Linked DNA regions of Mus musculus: region 1 is linked to region 2. The links are chromatin loops, found by intact Hi-C in ENCODE. Cell type or tissue: left cerebral cortex. All regions are shown on one strand. Each heading gives the region's core, and the rest is flanking DNA. Links, peaks and the distances in the headings are about the cores only.

The links. A loop is a pair of places that touch in the nucleus more often than their neighbours do. Peaks named below come from ENCODE experiments on the same cell type or tissue, not always from the same donor. Only the 100,000 strongest peaks of a DNase experiment are listed, where the experiment ranks them.
Region 1: a loop joins it to region 2, with 6 times the contacts of the local background. A loop is called at or near these places in 2 of 42 quality-filtered maps.

Annotation. Positions count from the first base shown.
Region 1 is chr2:77,346,576-77,354,785 of GRCm38, reverse strand. No RefSeq gene overlaps it. Among named protein-coding and RNA genes, the nearest start is that of Gm35317, 27 kb to the right of the region's middle. In left cerebral cortex, for the core only: no CTCF peak of the experiment used is centred there; a DNase peak (open chromatin) is centred at 3,335.
Region 2 is chr2:78,017,821-78,026,030 of GRCm38, reverse strand. No RefSeq gene overlaps it. Among named protein-coding and RNA genes, the nearest start is that of 4930440I19Rik, 29 kb to the left of the region's middle. In left cerebral cortex, for the core only: a CTCF peak has its summit at 3,853 (motif pointing right); a DNase peak (open chromatin) is centred at 4,005.

The sequences.
Region 1 (8,210 bases), core at 1,228-6,227, 670 kb after region 2:
ATTCTACTTCTATGCTTTGGAATTTTGTCTTACAGAAACAACTAGCAAAACTGAGCAAGTGTGTGTGTGTGTGTGTGTGTGTGTGTGTGTGTGTACCAAAATAACACTATTTGGCATTTCATAAAAAATGCTACAGTATGATCCAGTAATAATTACAACATGATCCAGTAATCTAACAAGCTCATAGCCCCCAAAACTGAAAGTGGGGACTTTTAGTTTGAATGTGAAATGTCCCACATAGGGTCACGTGTTTGAACATGGAGTCCCCAACTGATAATGACTTATGGGGAGCTTATGGAACCTTACCTTGCCGAGAGAGTATGATACCGAGGGTCGTCTTTGAGGTTGATAGCTTCTCTCTCTCTCTCTCTTTCTCATTCTCTCTCTCTCTCTCTCTCTCTCTCTCTCTCTACCTCATGCTCCATCCTCCACACCTTCCCCACATGGTGGACTTTATTCTATCTGGAACAATAAGCCAAAACAAACCTTCACCCCTAACAGTTGCTTCTTGTCAGGGAATCCTATCACAGTGACACGAAAGTAGCTTATATGGGCTCAGAAACACACCGTGCCTCCATGTGCATAGTGGCAGGATTTACAATAACCACAAAGCTAACATTCACTGTTGTACAGCCATCACCACTATCTCTATTCAGGGGTTTTTCATCTTTACCAAATGACATTCTGTATGCTTTAAACACTAACTCATCTCTCCTCCTGCACCATCACTGGGAAAACATAGCTCTACCTTCTAGTACTATGACTTGGGCTACTTTAGGAACTTTATAGGAACAGATTCAAACAATACTCTTGTTCCTTAACACATGATGCCTTGAAGGTCATCAGTGTTGTTGTGTGTATATGTCCTTCCATTTAAGGCCAAATAATCGTTCACTTCTGTATGGGCCACATTCATTTAATTATGTATGTATTAATAGATACACAGGTGGCTCACCTCCATCTATTTCACTGAGCGTTCCTTTGAAGACCCAAGACAAGACTCTTCTGAGTGTAACAGCCGACAACTGCTGTCCCTTACATTCTCACTTTTTTTTTAGATTTATTTATTATTATATGTAACTACACTGTAGCTGTCTTCAGATGCACCAGAAGATGGCATCAGATCTCATCATGGGTGGTTGTGTGCCACCATGTGGTTGCTGGGAATTGAACTCAGGACCTTCGGAAGAGCAGTCAGTGCTCTTACCCGCTGAGCCACCTCTCCAGCCCACATTCTCACTTTTTTATTCAACCATGGATTAAGTTATTCTTCTGAATAAAAACTAACCTTAATCCAGGATGAATTTTCAGGTCAACCGTTAAAACAACAAAAATATTCCCAACCTTTTATGTGATATAAATGATAGAAAAAGATACTCCCAACAGGGTAGGAGATGATTCCCTGTCTAAAACGTCTCTAAAGGAGCTAAACATAGATTCCCTTCATTTTTCTCCACTGTGGTATGGTCAACTGTGCTGGCTAGTTTTGTGTCAACTTGACACAGCTGGAGTTATCACAGAGAAAGGAGCTTCAGTTGAGGAAATGCCTCCGTGAGATCCAACTGTAAGGCATTTTCTCAATTAGTGATCAAGGGGGAAAGGCCCCTTGTGGGTGGGACCATCTCTGGGCTTGGTTCTATAAGAGAGCAGACTGAGCAAGTCAGTAAAGAACATCCCTCCATGGCCTCTGCATCAACTCCTGCTTTCTGACCTGCTTGAGTTCCAGTCCTGACTTCCTTGGTGATGAACAGCAGTATGGAAGTGTAAGCCAAATTAAACTCTTTCCTCACCAACTTGTTCCTTGGTTATGATGTTTGTGCAGGAATAGAAACCCTGACTAAGACAGTCAACAATCTTTGCATTTTTGCAAAAGGAATTTGATTTCCTCTGGGACATCAAAGGGGAGCAAAACATGGTCTCTGCCTCATAGTTGAGGATTTCCAAGTCCAGCAACAAGGCCAGCCATGGCTCCGTTGGGCAGTAGGTTGTCCACAGGCAATGTAGACCTAGGATGTCTATCTGTACTGTGGAAAGATGCCCTCTGAGCATAAAGGCTGGTGCCATCTTCTCCAGTGCAGCTGTGACTGCCTGAAAGAGATCTTATTATCAGACATTAGACGTCTACTCATAGAAAGAGGGGGTAAAGGGGGGTCATCAGACGCTCCCCTCTTATCTCAGATACGCTCGGCACGTCCCCTCTAGCTATCTGTATTTCTGCCCCAGCTACACATGGTTTCAAGAAATGGTTGACTATACAGTAAACAGAGGGTTAACTGGTGAGGAATTTCATGTCCATGGCTATGGGAAAGTCGTCATCCATGCTGGAGTGAGAATTTTCCATAGCACAGCTGTCTGAGGGTCACCCACATGTCTATAAATAACCCCTTCCATGCTCAGAAAGCAAGCCAGATAAACCCCATTGTTCTCCAAGGTGGACTTGGGAAGGATTATTACTCTGTCCTGTCATCGGTGTTATATCTTAGTGGAGAGGTATGTTGGCATCTCCCCAAGAAAATTCTCCACGACTACCTGCAAATTCTTGTTGAACCTGTTTAATATACCTGTGACATGTTTTCTTAGTAACAACAGACCCACTTTAGGGCTCCCACAACCACAAATTGCCATCAATTCATGACTTTACTCTGCCTCCCTATGAATTCTGCATGATAAAAATCAACATTTAATTTTTCCCATGCCATTCACACTATAATTCATCCTTTGTGAGGCTTTAATTATGATGGCTGAGCGTTTCCTCAGGAGCTATGACATCAAAGAGCTGGATATGGTATTGGATATGACCTCTTGCTTGCTCTGCTAAGAGCACAAGGGAGTTCTAATTCTACCAGGTCTAATTCACCCTAGATTTGGAGTTTGAATTTAGATCATTTAATTATATTTATGAAATGAGGTGAGTTGGTAGCAAGAGTGGTTCTCTGCAGTTAGAAAGCCACCTTTTATCTCTTGGTTAAAAAGTAGGACAGTTCCTTGTTAATAATATTAGCAAGTGCTATTTATATCATGCTATACATTCCCAAGGAGAGACATCCTAATTTTGACTTCTAAGCAAGAGGCAATGGTTAACTCATTCTTATTCATAAATAGATTGAGAATGCAGCGGGCCAAATATTCAGGAAGGGAAAGTGTGTTCTAACCACTTTTATAAGAATCTAAATAGATTTAACCTAAGTTGCTAAGATACTTTCAGTCATGCTCCTTCTAGAAAGCATTGCCACAGATTTGTATTTCAGCCAAATATCACAGGCCTATGTGGAGGAGAGAAATATAAGGTTGGCGGTGAAATATTTATGCTCTGGAGTTGTTCCTGCCCCTTTATTTTCAGGCCCTTCTCTATGTATTTCTACCACAAATGTAAAACTAAAATTCTGGCACATCTCTCTACATTCGACTCTTCTGGTGAGATTTAAATTGCCCAAGCACTAAGTTGAAGGCTTCTAAGATATATCACAAGGCGTTTATAAATCTCATCATTTCAAAGGCAAGAGAATGATGTTTCTGTTCCTGGCTTGTTACTCACCTGAGGAAAAGGTTGCCCTGGAGGTAACAAGACTGCCTAACAGCCTCAGGGTTTGCATATATCAGAATAAACAACAATTTGCACATAAAATACGAAAGCAAATATTTCACAACAAGAGCTACTGGTTTTCTGCTGCCCAAGTCTATCTGTCTCTGGGTGAGAACTACTTAGGAGAGCTACTTCCTGCCACGTTCCTCAATGACTCTGAAGGGTTCCAGCATCGTCCTTCGATGTTTAGATAGAAGGAAGCCATATTTCAATTAGAAAAGATGGGAAATATTAGAACTCCTCAAACTAGACATTTCTCCATCTGACAACTCCTCAGAAAGCAGAAGGCCAAGGCACTCACAGCCTGCTCTGCTGCATCTTTCTCTTCCCAACGGAGGATCTTCCTTCTTCACTCTGCTTTCACAGAGATGCTCGTGAGAGTTGCAGGGCAGAAGAGGCAGTGAGCTCTGCTCCTTGCTGACCTCATGCCCAACCAAGGCCAGGAGGCTAGGCACTTCCCCGAGGAGAACGGTCTCTTTAAGGGTGGTTAGAACTCTTAGCTGCAGGAGGTGCTTTCAGTTGTGCATGCTTCCAAATTCCACAGGTTTGGAGTTTTTAAAACATATCATTGTTGTTGTTTAATTATGTTTTTGTACATACAGGTGAGGACATGCATGTTAGTATGATTGCCCAAGATGCCAGAGACCTCAGACGGATCCCCAGGATCAGGAGTTACAGGTGGTGGTGAGCCACATGACCAAGATGCTAGGAACTGAATGCAGGCCCTCTGACCACTGAGCCACCTCTCTACCCAGTTTAAGCTTTTAAACTGAGGGTTTCATCAAGAAGGTTAGAGCTTGTCAAACTTTCAAACAATCTTTATTAGACACCAAGAATTCAGCACCAAGTACAATGTTGTTTGTTTGTAGCTTGGCAGTTTTTCCTGTAGAGTCCCATATAAAGATGCTCCATTTTCTTTCCCCAATGACTCTTCTCAGTTCTTGCTCATCAGTTTGGCTTCCAATGTCCCAGCCCCCACCCTATCTATCCTAGAGTTATTTGAGTCCTCTATGTGATTTCTTTCTAGAATGCCTATTTCCTTCAGCCAATGGACTCTATAGCTACACATTAGCTTATGCTGTATAATATTCCTGGGGAATCCAGATAGAGCAATAACAGGCCAATGAAAAGACTGCACTCAATCCAGCTTGGTGAACAAATGGGTTCATTGGGTTTGTGTTCAGGAACATGTCTACAACTTACAACCTCCCCTCAGCTCTAGCAAGAAATAGGAAGAAGGGCTTGATTTGCCCTCTTTCTGGGTGGGATGCTGTCTCCATTCTGGCTTTTGTTAGCATTAGATTCCTTGGTTTTCATTAGAAAACATCAACTTCATCCCAACTGACTGATGAATGTGTCCTTCATCAGCATCGTTGATGATCCGTTTCTAAGCTATACCTCAGAGAACATAACCTTAAACTCTGCTCAAAACAAAACAAATATGGGGAGGATCTTGTTAAAACTCCAACATGGCCCTATATTCTATTTCTTTGGGACTTGACATTTCATTCATAAATCATTTCTCTTCTATTAGCTTGTGGCAATGAGTAAAATTATGGGCTTCTTACAGCATTTTCGCACATGCATGTGCATTGATTATATTCCCTTCTGTTTCTCACTTTCTCCTCCTTCCCCAAATTCCCTTCATTGTCCCTAATAGTCTTCCTTGGTCACCCTCCCACTTTTGTAACATTCCTTGCAACTCCAGACTTCAGATATGAGAGAAAACATGTAAGACTTGACTTTCTACATCTATGTGCCTTACTTGAGACGTTGACATCCAGTTATCAATTTTCTTGAAAAAGGCATGGTTTTGTTCAACTTCATGGTTGAATAATCATCCTTTGTGTATATGCACCACACCTTATCCATCCACCCATTCCTCTCATCATCCATCCATCCATCCATGTATTCCTTAGTGATTACTCTGACTGTCCAAGGTGGCTGCTGTGAATGGTGCTGTCATAAGCAGGGGTGTGCCAATACTTCTAATGTGTACTGACTTTGATTGGTATATCTGGATAACATAGGTCAGATTTTAGCCTTTTGAAGAACTTCCACACTGATGGTCATTGTACCTGACCAGTTTGTATTCCTACCAGCAGCCACGAGGGTTCTACTTTCCACACATCCTCACCAGCATTTGTCATTGGTTCTCTTGGTGAGAGCTATTCTGACTACTGTGAGCTGGAATGCGGTGGAGTTTGCTTCACATTTCCTAGGTGGGTAAAGAACATTTTTAAAACTGGCTCAGTTGTTATTTTTATTTCTTCCTTTGAACAGTGTCTGTTTGGTTCATTTGTCTGTTTATTGATCATTGTTCTCTCAAGGGTTACCTTTTCTGAGTTCTTTGTACATTCTGCATAATAATCCCCTGGGGGGGGGGGGACAGCAAACAGCTCAGAGGCTTCCTACCATTCTAAAGGCTTTGTCTTTAATTCCAGTACTTTTCCCTTTGCTCTGTAGAAGCGTTTTAATTTCATACAGTCCTGCTCATTTGTTATTGCTAGTGTGTCCTGTGCTACTGGGATAAAGTCTAGAAAGACATCATCCATGCTGTGTCTTGAGCTATTTTTCTTCTTTTCTCCTAATACCTCATTTCTGCATTTTTTGATCCATTTAGCATGGTCTTGTTGTTATTTTGGCCTTTAATTTTTTACACTAAAATATTTTTCCATTTATTTATTCAATTTGCATCCCTATCACAGTGACCCCTCCACCCAGTCTCCCCTCCCCCAGCCCCTCTACCCATCCCTACTCTCCTTTGCCTCTGAGAAGGGAAAGATCCTTCCCAGAAAACTAACCCACCCTGGTACTCAAGTCACTGCAGGTCTAGGTGCATCTTCTCCCACTGAGGCCAGACAAGGCAGCCCAGTTAGAGGAACAGGATCCACAGGCAGGCAACAGAGTCAGGGTAAGCCCCCTCAGCCCGTTCCAGTTGTTGGGGGGCCTGCATGAAAGCCAACCTGTACATCTGCTACATATGTCTCCACTCAGACATTAAGCTCGACCCCACAACTGCATTATTGAGCTCCTTATAAGGGCATGCATCTGTACACATAACCACCAGCAAGCACTAAAAAGCCAAATGTGCCACCCCTGTGTACATTCAGATGCTGCAGGGAGTGTTTTCACCACTTGACTGCATCTTAGGAGGAAATTTCTCCTGGCCAAAACCCACCATTATTCTTCTAAACAATAAGTCTTTAAAAAAAACTCATGTGCACTGTAATTTACACTGCCAACTTACAAATTATGGAGCAAACACAACCTGTCTAAGCTTCTGTGAAACCATGGGCAAATATATGGCATCTCTCTCGAAAGGGTCCAGGTGTGTGCAAGATGTGTTGGTCCCTGGGTTTCCCTTAAGACGAGTCCCTTGCAATATTTGTTCAATATTTTATGTTCCTTCAAAGTGTTCTAGAATAACAATAACATATATATATGGATTTGTAAAAAGTAGTTAGGAACGAAGGAAAGAAAGAAAGCAAGAAGATAGAAATTAATGCATACATGCATTTAGGCAAGAAGGAAGGGAGGGAGAGGAAGGGCGGAAGGAGGGAGGGAGAAGAGAGAGGGAGGGAGGGAAGGAAGGAAGAGAAGGAGGAAGGAATCAGAGAGAACTGAAGGCTATGATTTCTAAACAATCGAATATGGAGAAATGTTTTCTTTCTCTGTTTTCCTAGAACAATGCACTGGAATTTAAACAGAGCTGGAATAATGAAAACACAGCAATGAAGGCTGTTTTCCGACTTCTTGGTTTTAAGAAGTATTGTCAGAGTTCTAAGGCTGAGTACACATGTACCTTTGAGAAAACCCAGTGTGGGAAAACACGCCAATGCCATTGATGGACCGTCAGGGGCGGAGGAGAAAATGATGGCTTAGTAACTGTTCTATTGCTGTGAAGAGACATCATTACCAAGACAATGCTTATAAGAGAAAGCACTTAATTGAGGGCCTGCTTACAGTTTCAGATGATAGTCCATTATCATCATGGCAGGGAGCAGTGTAGCAGGCAGGTGTGGCACCAGAGAAGTAGCTAAGAGCTGATCCACAAGAGAGGGAGAGAGACACTGGGCCTTTTGCAACCTCAAAGCCCACTCCTCAGTGACTAATTTCCTTTAACAAATCCATACCTACTCCAGCGAGGCCACGCCTCCTCATCCCTCTAATCCTTCTCAAGCAGTGCCACTCCCTAGTGACCAAGCATTCAAATATGTGCGCCTATGGTGGCCACTCTTACTCAAACCACCAAAAGGGACTTTGTTCTGCTTCCTTGACATTTTCTTGTTTTTCTTTAATACTTTTTATTAGGTATTTTCCTCATTTACATTTCCAATGCTATCCCAAAAGTCCCCCATACCCTCCCCCACACGCCCCTACCCACCCACTCCCCCTTTTTGGCCCTGGCGTTCCCCTGTACTGGGGCATATAAAGTTTGCAAGTCCAATGGGCCTCTCTTTCCACTGATGGCCGACTAGGCTATCTTTTGATACATATGCAGCTAGAGTCAAGAGCTCCCGGGTACTGGTTAGTTCATAATGTTGTTCCACCTATAGGGTTGCAGATCCCTTTAGCTCCTTGGGTACTTTCTCTAGCTCCTCCATTGGGGGCCCTGTGATCCATC
Region 2 (8,210 bases), core at 1,848-6,847:
AGCTGAGCCCTCTACCAGCTCCGGAGGCTCAGTGCAGCAGGACAGCAGCAGCACCAGAGCAGCTGCAGCAATTGCACTTCCCCCTCGCTGGAACTGCCTGGACCAGAAATCTCGGCAGAGAGTGTTGGGCGCACAGACCGGCAAGCAATCAGACAAATGCACTCTGCAGTCGCTGGTAAATGTTTGTTATCCTTGAGTCTCAATAGTCTCAGAAATATAAACGATAACACGGGTGATTTTTCTTTTCCATTTTAATGTTTTTAAGACAAAGTGAACATACGGTGTATGTGCTAGAATTGTGAATCTCTGCTATATCTTTCCAAGTTGGGTAAAATATAGATAAGATTGGAAAGGCCAATTTAATGTAATCGGATGCCTCAACATATATTTGAAAGCATCATGTTCATAAGTTAATAATTGTTCATTGGGTTCCTGTCAGGTGGCAAGCGCAGCACAGGACACTAAATTGTAAGGAAAAGTCTAAGTACAACCTGGAACAAAAAAGCAGAATGGGAAATGAAGAGATTGAAGGTTTGGGTGTTCAAACCTGCATCACATCACAGAGCAAGACAAGAAAAGCCTGCTCTTTAGGTTGGGGCTTATTGAAATAAGAACAATATTCATAACCTACTGTGATATGACCTTAGTGATACACAAAAGAATAACTTTCATTTTACTGAGTGTAATTACATATTTTATATCCAATAAGGTAAAAGATAATATGTAAATATAAAGGTGTGTGAATCTGTGTGTGTTTCATGCAGTAGCTATGCTTTTAGAGGTACTATTGTTTAAGCCAGAGCAGCATAAAGCAAGTAAGTTAAGTTCAATTCCAAGAACTCTTACATAGTAATGGCCACTAGCTGTGGAGACCAAAAATCATGGGGACAGCATTAAAGGGACTAAAGATGAGAAAATATAAAAGTAGATAAGCCTGAGGTATTTGGGCTGCCACATTCCCGAGTTTATGATTTCCTCTAAGATTGTATAATGTTTAAAGTCTTAGACTAGAGAAAAATAGATCATCTATAGAGTAGAGATTTCAGAAGTACCCATACTCATGATCAGTAAATACTGTATAAATGTATGAAATTTTCAAAATTAAAAAAATTATTCATAAAAGAATGATTAGCCTAGAAAGGAAAAGGCTCTGCCCTTTCCACAACGGAAGTGGTTCAGTTTAGTCAGTCTGTCACGAAGACCCTGGTTGGCCCTGCTGGGGAATAGTGTTAAATCAGCGACTCAGTGCTGATTCCTTCTGATGGAAACTTTCAATTAGCAGCCATAGTCAGGTCAGCCTCATGTGGTTGGGTCGAAGCCTAAGTCCCTTTGTGATTAGCTTCAATGGTCAACTTGACATGATCTAGAGTCTAGTTTCAGTGAGGAACCTTCTAGATCCGGTTGACCTGCAGACATGTCTTGGGAGGTGGGGGTATCTTGATTAATTTATGTGGAAGACCAAGCTCGTCACAGATGTCTCTGGGTTTGGGTCCTGGAGTATGTAAGAATGAATGGAGAGTAAGAACGGAATGCTAAGTATGCATGTGTGTATTAATTCTCAGCTTTCCTCTGACAGTGGAAGTTTCTGCTTCAAGTTCCTGTCTTGACTTTCCCACAATGATGGACTGCAATGTGGGATTGTAAGCCAAACAAACCCTTTCTCAAAACAAAATAAACAAATTTAAAAAAAAAATTATCCAGTCTATCCATCCATGGGCCTTGGAAGATGATTCTGTGGATAAAATGATTCCCTTGACAATGTGAGGGTCAGAGTTCAGATCTCCAGCCACCATGTAAATCCCAGGTGTGTGTGGCACTCCGTGGGCAAATCTAGTGCTGAGAAGGCAGAAATGAGCATCTCCCTGAGCAAACTGGCAAATTATATCAGCTATGGCAGTAAGCTTTGGTTCATTTGAGATGGCCTCAATAAATGAGGAAAAGAGCAGTCCATCTCAACATCAGCCTCCACACTCACATGTCCAAATATATCTGCATACCCACAGATGTGCAGACACATATTAGTGCAATATGTGTGTATATATATACATATATAATGTATATATGATGTATGCCATATGCATATATATATAATAATGATACAATATATGATGCAATGCCTCTACCTCCTGAGTGCTGAGATTAAAGACGTGTACACACACCACCATGCCTGGCTTCTAAATTATTTCTTAAACTCAAATGATTTCTGCAAACTATGAAATATATTTTAATAAGAAAATTCCATTAAATACACATATGGATATACACATATATACATATATTCATATATGCAAAAATACACATGTTCACATATGCATATATTCATAAAAGGGTTCATAAAAGGGTTGTACTGACGGTCAAGGTATACTGTGTGTAAAATAGCTAGTGTATTATCAGTGGGGAAAAGCAGAAAAGAATAAGTAGATCTCACATATTTTCTCAGAAAATAATATATTTGCTCATATGTATGCAAATATGTATAAATAGATAGAAAATTGACTGGAAAATATACACCACAGTAAAAGTTATTATTATGGGTGAGGAGAATGAGATTTGAGTAAAACTTACTTTTTATCTTTTTCCTATATTGTTTAATATTTTAATGCCGGGAGTTCATTCCAGTAAAACAAGCATACAAGAAATAAAATGCTTGAGTGATATAATACTATATCAATTTATCATTTCTGCATAATGTGTAGATGTAGTTCTCTCTGAATTATTCTTTATTTCTTTTTCCACGACAGGATTTCTTTGTGTAACAGCATGAGCTGTTCTGGAACTCACTCTGTAGACCAAGTTGGCCTTGAACCTTTGCCTCTGCCTCCTGAGTGCTGAGATTAAAGGCATACACCACCATGCCCAGCTTCTAACTTATTTTTTAAACTCAAATGATTTCTGCAAATATGCCCTTAGCTTGGCACTATTGCACCACACCTGCTGAGGGCACAAATTGTACACACCAAATGGCGTGAACAATCTAATGTTGTTCCACTAGACAAAGAAATCTGTGTGGCATCTGGAGTTATCACACTGAAGATGTCTTCATTAGTTTGATTGATAAGTGACTTGGTAGCCCCAGTTCTGCAATGTGAGCATCTGTGTGCTCCCTGTGTCTTTCCAAATAGAAGCTCTTCACCCTAAAACCAGAAGCGCTGCGCTGTATTTAGACACACCCTTCTAATATTTAGATGTCTAATCAGGCCTTAGTCATTTGGTTAAGTTGGTTGTTTGGTTGGTTGGTTGATTGGCTGCGTTTGGTTTGGTTGGATTTTCAAGACAGAGTTTCTCTGTGTACCTTTGACTGCCCTAGAACTTGCTCTGTAGACCAGGCTGGCCTTGAACTCACAGAGATCCACGTGCCTCTGCCTCTCAAGTCCTGGGATTAGAGGTGTGTGCCACCATTGTGTCAGCTCAGGCTTTCTAATTATATTCATTTGGATCAGTTACTAAACTTTCCTAATGTTTTTTTTTTCTTTAAACTACAAAGAACAGCCACACTTTGCCTCAGTTGGTATGAAGAGCAAATAAGGTCACATGTGAAGACATTTTCTTTCATGTGAAAAGCACTCTATAAAATCAACTATTATGGATGGGATTTTTCCTGATGGAATTATGTGAGAATATTAAAGCAAAGACCCTAAGGAGATTTGCCAATATAAAGCTTTTTAAAAATGCAACATATATGTTATTCCCTGTATGGCTGTATAAAATAGTCATTCTGTCCCCTTTCCTATTGTTACTAATTAGCATGTAAACTACTGTATACACTCAGCATCATTTTGTGTCATTTTAAGCAAAATTCACTATATTTAAGGAAGATTCTGAATTTCCAAACTTTTCTTCACCTGATTGACTAGAATATAATATCATACCACAAGGGGTCAGTATTTCTTTTTGAAATTCCTCGGCCCTAAGCCCTCAATATGCTGGGATAAAGCGATGCGGCATCCCTTCTCAGGTCTAGATTCCAGGGACTTAGCATCCATGTCAAGACCAGCTCACAACCACTGGGGTGGGGGATCATGGCATTACACCTCTGAAAACACTCAAATAATTCCCCAAACAAGGTCACCGGGTAAAACGGCTGGAGGGATGTATTGTTGCCAACAGAATGGAAAAACAAAACAAAACAAAACAAAACAAATACATGGTTCTGGCTCTGGTTACCAAAGCTGTCTTGGTGTTATAAGCAGGTCAGAGAACACATTGCTGTTGTAACAACAGCAGCAATTAGTGGGTGTGAGAGAAACAAGACTAAGTGTTACTTCACCACCCTAATAGGGTCCATTTGGGAAATGTCAAGTAAAGAAAATCGTTGTCTCCTTGGAAACAGACAGCAGGAATCCTTTCCCAAGTGCTCCCCACTCCATGCTTACAGTACTGACTTATAGGAACTTCAGTTTAAAAGTACAGATGCAATAGATATATAACTCCATAGTTCTTTATATGATGGTGCTAATGACTTCTTATTCAGGGGTCAATTCAGAGGTCAGTAGGGATACCCGCTCTAAGGCTGAAAGAGTAAATACAGAAGACATAGCAGCAGCATGAGTCAAGCCTATCAATAACAGAAATGAGACAAAGCATAAGTCAGAGGGCAAAGTAGACTAACCTCCTTGGGGAAATGACATTCTCCCTTTGCCAAACACATTAAGTCACAGTTAGCTCATTATTTACACCTAGATAGGTTGTAGTCCTGAAACGCAATTAGATAAACAGCGAGGGCTGAGATGGAGCCAAAATTAAACTCCAAAAGACTAAGTCCAGAGCCAGGGCAACATCTGCAAGCAGGGTCCACTGCTCCCTGCAGGGCTAGGTCTAGACTACAATTCAAGATGCATGTTCAAATATTCCACAACTATTGCCCTAGGGCTGGGGAAACTGCATGGTTTGAGGGGGGAAGGGGGGTCTCAAGATCCTCTACACTCTAACCCAGCTTCTACCACCTCCAAAGGAAGGGAACTTGACTGAAAACTATGGAAGACTATTTCATTTTATAATCTAGGAAAACATTGAGAAAGCTCTATCAGTTTGATGCAAAGTCTATTTTTAGATACCTTCTATCCATGGCTGCTTGTTTCTCAAAGACATGCAGGAAACCACAGGTGTTTAAATTAATTTTTTTTTGTTCATGTGTTGGTTTGGATGGTTGAGACAGAGTCTTACTATGTAGCCATGGCTGTTCTGGAACTCACTGTGTAAGCCATGCTGACCTCAAACTTACAGAGATCTGGCATTAAATTCGGAGTTTTGCGTGGAGAGCTTTTGGGGGCCCACTTGGCAGGAAATTGACATTGGGCCAGGACAAGGAAATGGACTTCAGGCAGGAATTTGACATTGGGCCAGGACAGGGAAGTAAGATCAGGCAGGAATCTGATTTTAGCCTAGAACAAAGAAGTAGGCTTCAGGTAAGAATATGACTTTGGGTTATGACAGGAAAGTAGGCTCAGATAGCTTGATAAGTAAGCCCTTAGAAGCAATGATCGCTGGACTTTGTTTATTGTCTTGTTTGTTCCTTGACTATTTGTGTTTATTACCTTGCTTGTTCCTTAACCTAGAACTGAACTTATTACGATCATGTATCAAAATGGTATAAAAGCATACTAGGGAAAAATAAACCTGCTTCAGCCTCAGAACTGGTTAGGGTCAGTTCTAGCTGCTCCAATCTTTATTACATAGAGAAAGAAAAGGCTTCTACCCTTTTAATGCTAAGTGAATTAAACCCATGTTTGAAAGAAAAAAAGCTTTGTTTATTTTAATAAAACTAAACCTGCCTTGTCCTTATCATAGGACCTGTTCTGTCCCATGGTAAGGAGAAGCCTGCCTGCTCCTTCGGCTCTGTGACATCTTTTTTCCTCTTTCCCTCTGCATTCTGAACTTTGCTCTCTTAGTATTTTATGTTACCTATAATTTCTAAGTTATTCCACTCTGCATTTTCCTTCTAATCTAAAAAGTGTTCTGTCTTAAAACTTCTCCTCAGCTCAGTTCTTCTCACCTCCGCTCCCCTCATCTCAGTTCCTCAAATCTGACTCTTCTCTTTGTCCTCAGCCCTTAAACATCATTCAGAATGCGTGATCACATGTTAAAAAGTTCTTCAAAAGTTCACACAGAAAATCAAATCATAAATTGAAATAGAAGTTTACACCAGAGAATGTTTGCATGCATATCCATTAGGAGTAATTATCTGGCTAAACACCCATCACTTGTCTCAGCTCCACAGGTTCACTGAAGGTTTAAAACCATAACTAAGTTATAAGTGAAGTTTTTTTTTTTCCATTTTTTATTAGGTATTTAACTCATTTACATTTCCAATGCTATACCAAAAGTCCCCCATATCCACCCACCCCCACTCCCCTGCCCACCCACTCCCCCTTTTTGGCCCTGGTATTCCCCTGTACTGGGGCATATAAAGTTTGCAAGTCCAATGGGCCTCTCTTTCCAGTGATGGCCGACTAGGCCATCTTTTGATATATATGCAGCTAGAGTCAAGAGCTCCGGGGTACTGGTTAGCTCATAATGTTGTTCCACCTATAGGGTTGCAGATCCCTTTAGCTCCTTGGCTACTTTCTCTAGCTCCTCCATTGGGAGCCCTATGATCCATCCATTAGCTGACTGTGAGCATCCACTTCTGTGTTTGCTGGGCCCCGGCATAGTCTCACAAGAGACAGCTACATCTGCGTCCTTTCAATAAAATCTTGCTAGTGTATGCAATGGTGTCAGCGTTTGGATGCTGATTATGGGGTGGATCCCTGGCTATGGCAGTCTCTACATGGTCCATCCTTTCATCTCAGCTCCAAACTCCGTCTCTGTAACTCCTTCCATGGGTGTTTTGTTCCCAAATCTAAGGAGGGGCATAGTGTCCACACTTCAGTCTTCATTCTCCTTGAGTTTCATGTGTTTAGCAAATTATATCTTATATCTTGGGTATCCTAGGTTTGGGGCTAATATCCACTTATCAGTGAATACATATTGTGTGAGTTTCTTTGTGAATGTGTTACCTCACTCAGGATGATGCCCTCCAGGTCCATCCATTTGGCTAGGAATTTCATAAATTCATTCTTTTTAATAGCTGAGTAGTACTCCATTGTGTAGATGTACCACATTTTCTGTATCCATTCCTCTGTTGAGGGGCATCTAGGTTCTTTCCAGCTTCTGGCTATTATAAATAAGGCTGCTATGAACATAGTGGAGCATGTGTCCTTCTTACCTGTTGGGGCATCTTCTGGATATATGCCCAGGAGAGGTATTGCTGGATCCTCCGGTAGTACTATGTCCAGTTTTCTGAGGAACCGCCAGACTGATTTCCAGAGTGGTTGTACAAGCCTGCACTCCCACCAACAATGGAGGAGTGTTCCTCTTTCTCCACATCCTCGCCAGCATCTGCTGTCACCTGAATTTTTGATCTTAGCCATTCTGACTGGTGTGAGGTGGAATCTCAGGGTTGTTTTGATTTGCATTTCCCTGATGATTAAGGATGTTGAACATTTTTTCAAGTGCTTCTCTGCCATTCGGTATTCCTCAGGTGAGAATTCTTTGTTCAGTTCTGAGCCCCATTTTTTAATGGGGTTATTTGATTTTCTGAAGTCCACCTTCTTGAGTTCTTTATATATGTTGGATATTAGTCCCCTATCTGATTTAGGATAGGTAAAGATCCTTTCCCAATCTGTTGGTGGTCTTTTTGTCTTATTGACGGTGTCTTTTGCCTTGCAGAAACTTTGGAGTTTCATTAGGTCCCATTTGTCGATTCTCGATCTTACAGCACAAGCCATTGCTGTTCTGTTCAGGAATTTTTCCCCTGTGCCCATATCTTCAAGGCTTTTCCCCACTTTCTCCTCTATAAGTTTCAGTGTCTCTGGTTTTATGTGAAGTTCCTTGATCCACTTAGATTTGACCTTAGTACAAGGAGATAAGTATGGATCGATTCGCATTCTTCTACACGATAACAACCAGTTGTGCCAGCACCAATTGTTGAAAATGCTGTCTTTCTTCCACTGGATGGTTTTAGCTCCCTTGTCGAAGATCAAGTGACCATAGGTGTGTGGGTTCATTTCTGGATCTTCAATTCTATTCCATTGGTCTACTTGTCTGTCTCTATACCAGTACCATGCAGTTTTTATCACAATTGCTCTGTAGTAAAGCTTTAGGTCTGGCATGGTGATTCCGCCAGAAGTTCTTTTATCCTTGAGAAGACTTTTTGCTATCCTAGGTTTTTT